2 separate regions of the Homo sapiens genome follow, and region 2 is linked to region 1. The links are chromatin contacts, found by Hi-C or POLR2A ChIA-PET in ENCODE. All regions are on one chromosome and are shown on one strand. The core of a region is the stretch at or near the end of the contact, and the rest is flanking DNA. Distances in the headings are between cores, read along the strand shown.

Region 1 (6,767 bases), core at 2,460-4,959:
TCTTCTAGCCTTTTGTTTTACTTGAAAGTTGTTGTGAGAGAGAACCAACTGAGCTACTGAGGACATGGCTGCTAAGCACAGAAAGGCCATTTAAGGGCTGAGAAACATTGATTCAGCATAATACGTTATTGCCAAAGCAAAGGGAACTGTACAGTTTGGATGCCGGCAAGGGGCTGTCCGTAGTTCTTGCTGAACCTTTGTGGAGAGCCTCAAAGTATACTGAAATCTCAACTGATCACAGTTTTAATGTATAAAATATTAAAATAAAAACTGTGGACAAGACCCTAAAGTAAATGAAACCAGGAAGCTTGTCCACTTTTATTTTCAAACTCTTTGTCGGACCTAGGCAGCATCTTTAGTTCCTCCTTTCCCTTCAGACCTTAAATCAAGTCTACCACCAAGTCCTTTTCATTGTTCTTTTAAACAACTCTTGAAATTCTCACTCTCTATTCCTGCTGCTACCAGCCTATCCCAGCCCTAATCATCCACTAGGGCAACCACTGGGTGACTTCATCCAGTCTGATGCCCCGGTTTTTAATCTTCAGCCTGTATCTCCTCCCTAACTCCAGACTGCTTTGTCAAACTGCCCACTTACCATCTCCATTTCAATGTCAAACAGGGATCTCAAACTTCACAAGTTCAAAGCAGAGCTCTGGAATGCCTGTCCCAAACACTGTAGGGTCTCCCAGGTCCCCCTCCCCTCACTTTCTTTCTTTGTCCTGATCGAGAAGCATGGAGTACCTGGACCCTCTGTCTCTGGCAGCTGCATATTTTTCCCTGTAGGTCTGAACCCAAGCCGCAATCTTGAATACTCCCAAGCACTGATACAGTTGTTGAGGTTATCGCTTGAAACACTGAAAGATCAACCACAAGGCTAAACACGTAGAAACTAGCTCCCACTCCCTGAGCCACATTCTTTAAACCGTCATGAAACATTACACTCTGCCCCATCGTTGTGGACATGCCCAGGTAGAACCTCTTTTTACTATCAGTCCAGTCTCAAGAACTGCTGCAGCACTCTGTCCATAAGTCCCCTAATAACTGCTCTGGACTGAGCACTCTAGCGTTTAGTGCTTCTTTCTCTGGAATCCTCACTGGCCCTACCTCAAGAGAGTTGGGGCAATCCCTTGAGAAAACTTCCCTACCACTGCTTTTGGGGCAACTCTGGCCACAGGTTCATATGAGGAGAACTACCTCAGTAAATGGCAACTCCATCATCCAACTCATTAGACCAGGAAGTTTGAGTCTTCTCACACCTCAACTGTGATTCACTGGTAAGTCCTGTCAACTCTACCTTCAGAATACATCCCGAATCCAGCCAGTTTCACATCACACCTATGCCGCCAGCCTGGACTCTCTCCCAGACGGCTCCAGCAGCCTCCTAACTGGTCTCTCTGTTCACTCTGGACCTCCTAAGGACAGGCTGCTTCCCACACAAAACTTAGATTTCTGCCCTTCTTGCTCTAAAGTGGCATCATTCTCATGAATCTACCCACCAGCCCTGGGAAGATGATTCCAAAATGCTCTCTCTTGAGCCCTGACTTCTCCAGGTCCAAATTTTCAATTAAATACAAGTTCACTTCTATGTGGATAACCTACTGTCGCCTCAAACTCAACATTTCCAAACTGAATTTATCTTCCCCTCAAAACTGGCTCCCCTGGCCAGGCGCGGTAGCGCATGCCTGTAATCCCAGCACTTTGGGAGGCGGAGGCAGGCAGATCACCTGAGGTCAGGAGATCAAGACCAGCCTGGCCAAGATGGTGAAACCCTGTCTCTACTAAAAATACAAAAATCAGCCGGGCACAGTGGCACATGCCTGTAATTCCAGCTACTCGGGAGGCTGGAGAATCGCTTGAACCTGGAGAGGTGGGGGAGAGGTTGCAGTGAGCTGAGATCACACCACTGCACTCCAGTCTGGGCAACAGAGCGAGATTCCATCTCCCACCCCCACCCCCACCAAAAAAAAAAAAAAAAAAAAAACTGGCTCCCCCATCCTAACTGCTCAATTTTTATATATAATATCACCATGCTCCCAAGATAGAAACCCTAAAATTATTCTTTCCTTTTAAGTCTTAATATGCTTGGTATACATTATTATAATAAAATTTGGTATACAATTTTGCAGATTGCAAAAATGGTCACAATTCATCTTCTTCCCGCCTTGCAATGTGACTTTGCAGCTCCTTCCTTCAAGAGGTCAGGGCTATTTCTTTATCCTTTGAATCTGGGCTCATCCTGTGACTTTGGCCAACGGAATGCTGCAGAAGAGAGGATGTGCCAGTTCCAAGCCTAGGCCTTCAGAGAACTTAATGGGCTTCTCTTCTGTCTCAGAACCGTGTTTTCCCAGCAGACTGAAAGCAAGCCCAGGCTAGCCTACTGGACAAAGAGAGACATGTGGCCTAGCTGCCTCTGACATTCCAGCTGAGAGCCTATCAGCCCTCAGAGAAGAACTGTTTTGCTGAATGCAGCTGACCAGACACATAACTGAGTCTAGCTGAGAGTGTAAGAACCGCCTAGCTCAGCCCAGGCCAACTGCTGACCCACGGAATCCTGAGCTAAATAAACAGTTGTTTTAAGTACTGTGTTTTGGAATGGTTTCTCATATTACAATATATAACCATTATAAAATTTAACTCAGTGCATTAAAACATTATATTCCTAGTACTTGAGTCTCTGAGCACAGTGGAAATAAAAGGAAAAAAAAAGTCCTAGTACGTGGTAGACCCTCAATAAATGTCTTGTTCCATCCCAAATGTGGTCACGCAGAAGTCAGCCACCCGCTAGACTTGGCTCTTCAAAGGCAGGAGCCCTATCATGCTCATCTCCATATTCTCAACACTCAGCATAGTGTCTAGCACAAATTAGAGCCTCAATGTATGTGTTAAATAATTGTCAAGTGAAGATTTGAAATGTCTGCAATTCTAGGGCAAATTACATTTACATTACAATTAATGCATTGCATTACACAAAATGGATTACCTTTAAACTTAGGCAAGCTACTCAACTTTTCTAAATATCTGTTTCCTCATTATAAAAGCAATGGGGATAAGAGTGTCTTCCTCATGTAATACTCCTAAGGTTTAAATGCAATAGTTCATGCCACATCTGTAGCATAATACCTGGCACATATAAAATCATACCTATGTGGTGGGTGTTATCACTCACCTGTTTTTCTCTTTCCAAGTAAACTGTAAGTTACTTAGCCACAGAGATGTTACTGTGTGTGTAAGACAGTGCTGGCCACGTGGCAGGCGTGCTGGGTGCTTCATAAGCACATGGACTGCTCTCTGTACAGAAATCTCAATGGCTTCCCACTGCCCATTAAAATTTTAACTACTTTTACACAGCAATAATTTAAAAATCTTACCACCTCACCTATCCCATATTATGTAATATCACATACCAGATCAATGAGAAAGACATCCAGGTATAAGCAACAGAAACCCAAGTAACAGTGTCTCAGACAAGCAGTTTTACTTTTCCATCAAACAGCCTCGAGGTAGGCAGTTGCTGTCATTCTCCAGTGGCTGTCACAGGTGTCAGAGACAGCTGCCCTGAGTCCCTCAGCTGCTCCCTGTGGTCATGGGATGGCTGCCGCAGCTACTGGCCTGACAGCCACATTCAACAGGGTAAGCATGAGACAGAGACTGCCACATCTGCTCCTGTTATGTGGAAAAGTTTTCCCAGGGCTCCAGCCAACTTCTCCTATGTCTCATTGATATCCCACAACAGAGGCTGAGAAAGCATGCAGGCAGCCCTTCCAGCCTCTGAGGCTGTGGCAGATGGCATTTCCCAAAGACGCCCACACTAACAGATCTCACTCCACACGCTCTTCTTCAATTGTGACACTGAAACCTCCCTCTTGAGAGGTGGGATCTAAGTTCTTTCCTCTTGAATCTGGTGGGCTTCTGACTACAATGGAGGAGATGTTGTGTGACTTTCAGGGTGACGTAGAAGAGGTGGTGCTCCTTCCTCCCATATTTCTCTCCCCCCGGACATATGCCTTTGGAGCCGGGGATGCGGAAGAGGCCACGTGGATCGGCCACAAAGAGAGAGGCAGAGGTGCTCAGCAGGAGGCTTTGTCCAGTGTAGGCACCAGACATGGGACGAAGAGCCTTCCACATGCCCAGCAACACCCACCCACCATTCGACTGTGGCCTCATGACAGATGCTAAGCCAGAAGTGCCCAGTAGGATGCTCCCAAGTTCCTGATCCAGAACCCATGAGAGAGAAATGGTTACCGCTTTTTTAAGTAACTGAGTCTGGAGTGACGTGCTATCCAATAGACAACTGCAACATGAGTGGAGGCAGGTGAGAGGAGGTGCAGGGAAAAGGGGGCTGGGTCAGCAGGTGACAGCCACTAATGCTCTGCTCCTCCAGCTGCTGTCCTCACTTCCCCCATCGTCCACAGTTTCCGGCCTTCATGCCCCTGCTCTTCCCTGACCTGAAATCCCAGCCCTAGCTAGCAAAGCAGAGCCATCCCGCAGGTCGTAAGCCTGTCTCCTCACTTCCATCAAGCCACAATGATCTCCCTTGTTCCTGCCCATGACAAAATATTTTTAAGTTTAATTACTTTCAGTCACACTATTCTTTGCCCCCACTACTCTGGCTTCTTAAATCTAGCCTGGGTTCTTGTTCATGGGGATCCCTACATATTTCTGTATTATATATATTAGTTTACTCCAAACACCATCCAAGGTCAGGAGTAGCTGTTTAATAAGCACTTGCTAATGAAACTAAGCAGCGTGCATTTTACCCTACAGTGTTTCTTACAAACTCCTTCTCAAGATAAAGCTAGCCTTCTTCTTACCACTCAGTGATGGTCTGTGTCTTTTCCTCCTTCAAAACTCAGATCAAATGTAACTTTCCCTGTACACTTTTCCCTGATTAACTTCTTCCATCCCCAGAGGAAACACCTCTCACTCCTGTTCTTCTGCACCTTGCACACCCTTCTCATCCTCCTCACCTGTCTGGTTACACTGGAACTGTGTGTCCTGTCTCCTCACCAAACCACTCCATCACTGAGGGAAAGACCACCTCTCATTTATCGTTTTATTCACAGTGGCAAATGTTAATATGCAGGAGAAACTCAACAAGTGGTTGATGAATGGACAAAAAAGGAACACGCTGAATTGCCAACAAAAAAGAACATACTAAATTAAAAATTCCAACTTCATTACTTAACTTCTTTTTTGTTTCTGAGATGGAGTCTCACTCTGTCTGCCCAGGCTGGAGTGCCATGGTGCGATCTCGGTTCACTGCAACCTCTGCCTCTTGGGTTCAAGCAATTCTCCTGTCTCAGCCTCCCGAGTAGCTGGGACTACAGGCACCCACCACCACGTCTGGCTAATTTTTGTATTTTTAGTAGAGACAGAGTTGCTGCATGTTGGCCAGGCTGATCTCAAACTCCTGACCTCAAGTGACCCGCCCGCCTCGGCCTCCCAAAGTGCTGGGATTACAGGTGTGAGCCACCATGCCCAGCCTTAACTTCTTTAACACTTGGCTTAGGTAAGCATAGCAAGTCCACAATGTTAAAGAAAAAATAACACCTTGATAACTATGAAAATAAATTTTTAAATGTCCTTAATAAGCTACTTTGGAAAAATGTTACATTTCAAACCTGTTTTAAAACAAAAATATGAGTCCCAGGAGGTACCATTCATGAGTAAATTCACGGCTGAAAAGCTGAAACCAGGAACTCTTCTCTAATGGCAGCTGGTGCTAGTATGGTATTTCCTATGTTCATTGTTACTGCTATTGGAAAAGGATACTGCTATTGGAAAAGGATACTGCTCTTATAAACAGCTTTGTCCACTTCTAAGACTTTAAGAAGTAAAACAGTGAGTTTTTGAAATTACATGGGAAAAAAGGAATAAGCTGTGTTGCCTAAGTCAGTAGCAGGCTAGAAGCAAAACCCCTGCACTCTTCTATTCCTGTGACAAGTCTCCTCCCTGATCCGGCAGAGCGCCCATGAGAGAATACAAAAGAAGACTAAAGAAGTAGCTTCTCAGAGTTTCAAACTCTTCCCCAATTTCTTCCCATTTTGGAAAACCAATAAAGCCCAGAAAATACCACCCATATTTGCAATATATCCACACTACCAATTCCTGGAAAATGTCTGCTATTTACTTCTTGTTTTTTTTTTTTTTTTTCTTTAAAGACAAGGTCTCACTCTGTCATTCGGGCTGGAATGCGGTGGCGCAATCATAGTGCACTGCAGGCTTGAACTCCTGGCCTCAAGCAATCCTCCTGTCTCAGCCTCCCACGTAGCTGGGGCTATAGGGGCACTACTGTGCTTGGCTGCTGTTTACTTCTGATGAATATCTGCATCTGAGCAGGACTTTGCATCATTATGTTATTAATAGTATCCTAACGGCACTATTAAAATAAGTCAAGATACAGTCTGTGTAATCAAGATTTCCAACTAGCAGGACATGTCAACATAGAGATTCATAGTTTCCTAGTTTGAAGCTAAGAAAATTAAGCCTTTCTCACACTCATCTCAAGACAACTGCACACCCTATTCTCATTAGTAAGGTCTCCTGTCTCCCCGCCCATATGAAACCTACCGAGTTTTCAAGGACCCAGTTTGTCCTAAATCCATGTCTTCAACCACCAGAACACAGCAAGGACTCAATAAACATTTGCTGAATATATTAACATGGAAAGAATGCTACAAACACACTATATGACAAGGTAGTTGATGAATGAGTATTATAAATAAGTTCTGGGGAAAAATCTTTGTGGACTCAGGAGAACAAAGGCA
Region 2 (6,767 bases), core at 1,976-4,475, 55 kb before region 1:
GGAACAAGGAGAGAGTCTTCTTCCCATGCCATTTCATGTATGTGGTAACTTTCATTCAGAAGTTACCACAAAATTCTTCCACATTTAAACTGGAGTCTCAAATTGAAGTTTGGGGCTCTTCTTTTGACCTTTCCTCAGTGGCCTCAGGCACATCAGCTGGTCACCGCCCTAGGAGGACCACACTCAGCATGGAAATGCTGGGTGGCATATCAGCATGTCAACCTTTTTCATGGAAACACAGCTCAGGTTCTCATTGCATTCTCTAGTTGAAAGGCTTTCCAAGTGAATTGACAGTTAGCTAAGATCCAAAACATGCTGGAAGAATATTTCAAAATGTCAACGTCTCAAATAATTTTCACATATCAAGGGGCAAGGTATTCTCCTAAACCCAAGGAGAACACAGACAATGAAACATTCGCTCTGGCAGACCCTGCTGTGATGCTGGATGTTTCCAGAACTGCAAAAGCTTCACTGTTGCAGCATTACTCTGCGTCAACTTAGGACCCAGATATTTTTCCCAGTCATACTTATATTTATTTGACATTTTCTCTTTGTGTCATTCTGGTTTGCTCCCAAGCCCTATAAAACCTGTTCTATTTACAAATATATCCTAAGTTTATCAAGCTGAGTTTATATCACTATTTCTTCTGTAACTTTTATATTCTCCAAAATATTTTCTATCAGTCTATTATGGACTGAATTGTGTGCCCCAAAACTCATATGTTGAATTTTGTTGAACAAATGTGTTGAACCCCAAATGTGACTATTTTTGGAGATGGGGCCTGTAAAGAGGTAACTACAGTTAAATGAGGTAATATGGGTGGGAACCTAATCCAACAGGACTGGTGTCCTTACAGGAAGAGGAAGAGACACCAGAAATGTGGGTGCACAGAGAAAAGTCCACGTGAGAACACAATAAGAAGGCAGGTGTCTGTAAGCCAAGGAGACAGGCCTCAGGAGAAATGAGACCTGCCAACACCTTGATCTTGGACTTCTAGCCTCCAGAAGAACTGTGAGAAATACACTTCTGTTGTTGAAACCGCCCAGTCTGTGATATTCTGTCATGGCAGCCCAAGCAAACTAATACAGAGTCCTCACCCACTAAATAAATTCCAGGTAGGATTACATTCCCTTCTTGCAATTTAATGGAAGATGAATTTTAGCCTGAAGTAAAACACATCCTTTGAACAAATCAGCTGTTTAAGTGTAGATGACATTAACAACATGCTGTGAAAAATAACTTTTTTTTGAGACAGAGTTTCCCTCTTGTTACCAGGCTGGAGTGCAATGGCGCCATCTCGGTTCACTGCAATGCCTCCTGGGTTCAAGTAATTCTCCTGCCTCAGCCTCCGGAGTAGCTGGGACTACAGGCACGTGCCACCACGCCTGGCTAATTTTTTGTATTTTTAGTAGACGGGTTTCACCGTGTTAGCCAGGATGGTCTCGATCTCCTGACCTCGTGATCTACCTGCCTCGGCCTCCCAAAGTGTTGGGATTACAGGCGTGAGCCACTGCGCCTAGCAACTTTTGTTTTTACAAAGGTTCCATTAAACTCAGCAACCCTCAGACTAGGATGAGACATTATACACTTTTTAGTGTGGTTCAGAGTAAAGAATATGTTACCTTTAAAGTATTCTTGCCAAAATTGTTTACTCCAACTCTAGTCTAGACTTAACTTCCAGTTTATAGGAAATACAAGGGCCGGAAGGAAAATGATACTATAAGTAAACACAATCAGACAAATCTAGAGTGTGGGGACAGCGTGTAAGGTGGCCACACTGACCTCATGAAAAAGTCAATTTAAAAAACGGGAAACTGTTCTAGACTAAAAGACTGTAGAGACAGAACAACCAACTGCTGTACATGAATTAAACTGGATCCTGGTTCCAAAAAACCAAAAAAGACTATGAAATACATTCCTGTAACAATTAGGGAAATAAAAAGGTAGCCTAGATACCAGATAATGTCATTGCTAATTTCTTAGGGGTGCCTGTGCAGGTGAAAGGCTTTATTCTCAGGAAACACATGTTGAAATATATAAGGGTGATGTGCCACGATGTCTACCACTTACTTTCAAAAACAAGAACTACAAAAAAGTGGGGAGTGGTGAGGAAAAAGTGCAAATATGGCAAAATGTTTCAGGAAGGTTTATTTTCTCAACTTTTCTGTACATTTGAACATATTCATAATAGAAAGTTGGCAAAACAGCGCACAATACAGGCACATGCCACTATGCCCAGCTAATTTTTCTATTTTTAGTACAGACGGGGTTTCACCATGTTGGCCAGGATGGTCTCAATCTCCTGACCTCATGATCCACCCGCCTTGGCCTCCCAAAGTGCTGGGATTACAGGCGTGAGCCACCGTGCCCAGCCATGCACTGCTTATATTTTTTAAAGTTGACAGGAAGTAGCCTAAAATCCCACTATAATCCAATATAGCTCAAGATGTGAGGAAGAGGTTTACTCCTGGAAGCTATTTTAACTCACATTAAAGGCAGAAAGTTCTCAGGGAAGCAGGAAGAGACTCATCCGGCTTCCTGCAGCTCTACCTTCATGTCCACCGTTCAGAGCCCCTGAGCTGCAGGGGTGCGCTTTCCACATCCAACTCCTGACATTACAGACATCAGGCTGGCCCACAACCTGTCTATGGACTCTTTTTTCATTGATAAAATCAAACCAAGCAAGAGATGTGAATGAGTGGTAGAGACAGGAGGAGGAGTATTCCTGCTCTATGTCTCAGTTCAAACAAGACTGAGTGCCTGATACACATGTTCTCTGTGGTAAATTTTTCCCAGGGTCCTTATTGCTTCAGTGACCTGCAAATCCTTTTTTTTTTTTTTTTAATTTTTTTTTTTTTCAGAGATGGGGTCCTGCTATGTTGCCTAGGCTGGTCTCGAGAACTCCTGGGCTCAAGTGAGCCTCCCACCTCAGCCTCCTGACTAGCTGAGACAACAGGCACCCTGCTGCAACCATTTTATTTAAAGGCAGTGGGGGCGCTTTCCTAGAACAAAATCCCACCTGTTAGTAAAAGCAGTCATCAGGACAGAGGCTGCGGCCACGTACCCAATTGCTTGCCACATCAGCTCTTTCCTCACGCCAAGGTCTACAGACTCAAGGCCAGGCACGTCAGCATGGCCTCCATGCTTCCCATGGCCATTGTCCTACCGACTCCTCCAGCCCCAGGAGTCCCCCTTCACGTTCCACGGCAGCAGGAAACCACTCCCTGTGGTACGTGCACACCATGGTGTCAATACCCTGGAACTCTGCTTGGGCTGCCTGGAACAACGTACCCCAGATTCGACTTGGGAGTCACAGCCAGCCCTTCCTGGGAAGTCCTCCTCCACACGTTGCCAAGCCACGGCAGCAGATTCTGTGTAAGGAGAGGTCTGTCTCCTCAACAGGTCCAATTGTACCTCAAAGGCAAGAGCTGCGTCTCTCTCACTGCTGTATCCCCAGTGGGTCCCCTGCCTGTCCTACATGTGCACAGTCTGCTGGGGACACTGGCTGGCACAACTCATCAGAGGACCATGAGATGAGCCTCACAGATGGCTCATGGGTTCCATCACTCTAGGCGAGGGAAGAATGTGAAGCCAAGACATCCACTCCTGGATTTTTAAGGGCTTTCACATCTGTTCCTTCATTTGATCATTAAAAAGCCCTGGGGATTAGGCAGGAAATAATACACAGTCCTTGTCACACAGGAGAAACTGATACAGGAAAGATCAGGTGCCTCGGGCAAGGTCACTTAATGCAACGCACTTCTGAGACTCGGGGGTAGTAAAAACCCATAAAAATGCAGCTTTATAATAAAGGAATCTAAGCATTTCATATAAATACACACAAATACTAGGGGATAATTGGAAGCCTCTGGGGAAAGCAAGGGAAGAAACATGGAGCTGAAAATACCTTTTCATAAATCTCATAATACCAATTTTGAGAAGAGAAAAAATATTTGTCTTTTTACTTGAAAAATGGAAACATTAAATATATAGTGACTAGAGGAAAGCAATTCAGTTAAAAAAAAGTGGCTCAAAAATGAAAGTTACGGTTCCATATTATACTGCTTGGTTTTTTACCAATAATAAACTTAAATCTCTGGGATAAAACATTCTGGCATTATATGTATTCTGCTATACATGGAAAACACAAGTTTTATAAAGATTTTAACTAGTCAATCCTTATACTTTAAAAATTTTCATTTCATTTTTGAGATGGAGTATCGCTCTGTCACCCAGGCTGGAGCGCAGTGGCACAATCCTGGCTCACTGCAACCTCCACCTCCCAGTTCAAGCAATTCTCCTGTCTCAGCCTCCAAGCAGCTGGCATTACAGGCGCCCGCCATCATGCCTGGCTAATTTTTGTATTTTTTTTTTAGTAGAGACAGGGTTTCACCATATTGGTCAGGCTGGTCTCGAAATCCTGACCTTAGGTGATCCACCCGCCTCCACCTCCCAAAGTGTTGGGATTACAGGCGTGAGCCACCGTGCCTGGCCTCCAAAATGAATTATCAATATAGAATTTTATTGTTATTATATGTTATTTTCTCATGAAAGTCAAATAGGCACATTAAAGAACATTTTGAAATTCAATTTTTAAAAAACGAACCAGAGGCTCATTACTATAAAATTGCTTATAATTTTTTGATTCACTTCCCTCCAGCTTTTTACCATGTGGATGGGCTTCTTTGTTGTCTTACGATGTAGCAATATACCAAACATCCCATTTCCTATCCTGATTTTTTTTAAGCTTAGTATCAACTTACTTGATATCTAATATCAACTGCATATTTATGCAGATTTTATTAATAAAATTGTATGAACATTTTATATAATTAAAATGTTAACTTAATGTTACCATATTGGTGGGAAATGTTGTTTTTCCAATTTATGGTTCATTTAGAATTTTTATTTTAATTTTTACCTGGACAGTTTTATTGTTCTTTTCCATTGTGATTCTTAAAGAGGCTTTTGCACCAGCTCCCCTCTCCTGCCCCTTTCTTCCCTCCCAGCCCTCATGGTTTTAACGTCACACACCCACCACATTTCAGAAGTGTTACCTGTTGGTCGTCAGGAGTCCATATGCCACACGTAATTTGACTTTCCAAGTTGATTTCGGATGACCAGTGTCTTTGTCCACTGACAGACCCAACCAGGACAAACCCATCTCGATAGGAAATAAGTGCTTGAGTTCCATCATGGCTCCACGTGAAATCACTCACCTTGGGGACACACACAGAAAAGAGTCAATTTGTAATCTGAAAAGGAAAACATTTTATCAAAGTCTAGACATAGTCATTAACTTAGACTTTTGGCTAAGATGGAGATGGCCTTAAAATATAACATATGTTATTTGAAAGCTATAAAAACGTTACTGAGGCCAGCCACAGTGCCTCATGCCTGTAAACCCAGAATGCTGGGAAGCCAAAGTGAGAGGATCACTTGAAGCCAGGAGTTCGAGCCCAGCCTAGACAAAATAACGAGATACTACCTCTACAAAAATTTTAAGAATTAGTCGGGGCCGGGTAAAGTGGCTCATGCCTGTAATCCCAGCACTTCGGGAGGCCGAGGCAGGCAGATTACTTGAGGTCAGGAGTTTGAGACCAGCCTGGTTAACATGGTGAAACCCCATCTCTACTAAAAATACAAAAATGAGGCAAGCGTGCTGGCACGTGCCCGTAGTCCTAGCCACTTGGGAGGCAGAGGTGAGAGAATCACTTGAACCTGGGAAGAAGAGGTTGCAGTGAGCCAAGATAGCGCCACTGCACTCCAGCCTGGGCAACAGAGTGAGACTCTGTCTCAAAATAATTAGTCGGGAGCAGTGGCAGACACCTGTGGTCTTAGCTACTCAGGAGGCTGAGGTGGGAGGATTCCTTGAGCCTAGGAGGTTGAGGCCTTAGTGAGCGATCATGGTGCCTCTGTACTCCAGCCTGGGTGACAGAACAAGGTATTGTCTCTAAAGAAATTTTTTTAAGAAAAATGATTGAAACTGACTTCAGTGCATACTGTGCATCACCAGTGTTCTGTATGTTTCATGTACATTAATTCATTAAGCCTCAAGTCAACAGTCTGCGGAAGGTATTACTGTTCTCATCTACAGAGAAGACTCAGTCAACATAGCAGGCAAGAGACAGAAACAGGAAAAATCCCAGGAATATCTGGCTACAGGGTCTTTCCTTTCAACCACTGTTACACTGCCTCTCACTTATGGTTAGTAATAGATTCTCCATCAGAGTCTGTTGGTCCCTTACCAAAACAGTAAAGCTCTAAGTTTCTGATTATATTGCCCCTCAGTCTTGCTAACAATACCCCCTCAATCAGAATGAAGAAAAAAAAAAATCTAACTGAAAAACATTACTTATACTTGAGTGTTAAGTTTATCAAATGCTATTGCATCTATTCAAATGACCACATTTTTCCCTCTATTAATCTATTGTGGTAAGTTATTTGTATGGATTTTTACATATCATACTATTCTTGCATACCTACCAGAGTCCAATTTAGAGGTATTGTCTTTTATATGCACAGTTGAAGCTGATTTGCTAGTGTCTTTAGATTTTCTGCATCTGCATTCATGAATGTAGTAGACCCGTGATTTTGTTTTGGTAATGTGCGTCTCTGGATTTAGCAGGGTTACGTTACCCTCTCAAGATGAGCTGAAGTAGTCCCTCTTTCTTCAATGCCCAGAAGAATTTGTATAAACAGATGATTTGTTGCTTGAAAGTTTGGTAGACAAGCCTGCCAAATCATCTGACTATGTATTTTTGTA

What was found. Hi-C counts contacts between places; a loop is a spot of excess contacts on that map. ChIA-PET counts read pairs that join two places held with the same protein, here RNA polymerase II (POLR2A).
Region 2: a loop to region 1 is called in a map of spleen, with 2.0 times the contacts of the local background. The contact joins two enhancer-like sites. A Hi-C loop is called at or near these places in 2 of 168 maps with a recorded cell type or tissue (Right ventricle myocardium inferior and spleen). POLR2A ChIA-PET finds 5 or more read pairs at or near these places in 3 of 52 experiments (GM12878, T-cell and activated T-cell).

The regions. Positions count from the first base shown.
Region 1 is chr6:158,373,678-158,380,444 of GRCh38, reverse strand. The region is part of intron 1 of TULP4 (TUB like protein 4); the gene reads right to left. Among named protein-coding and RNA genes, the nearest start is that of SNORA116, 54 kb to the right of the region's middle. Within about 2 kb of position 3,709, at least 5 of the 41 ENCODE cell types and tissues checked have a DNase peak (open chromatin) inside an H3K27ac peak, as active enhancers do.
Region 2 is chr6:158,428,189-158,434,955 of GRCh38, reverse strand. TULP4 (TUB like protein 4) reads right to left here. Exons shown (of 14, transcript NM_020245.5): 3 at 5,059-5,220. Among named protein-coding and RNA genes, the nearest start is that of SNORA116, 110 kb to the right of the region's middle. Within about 2 kb of position 3,225, at least 2 of the 41 ENCODE cell types and tissues checked have a DNase peak (open chromatin) inside an H3K27ac peak, as active enhancers do.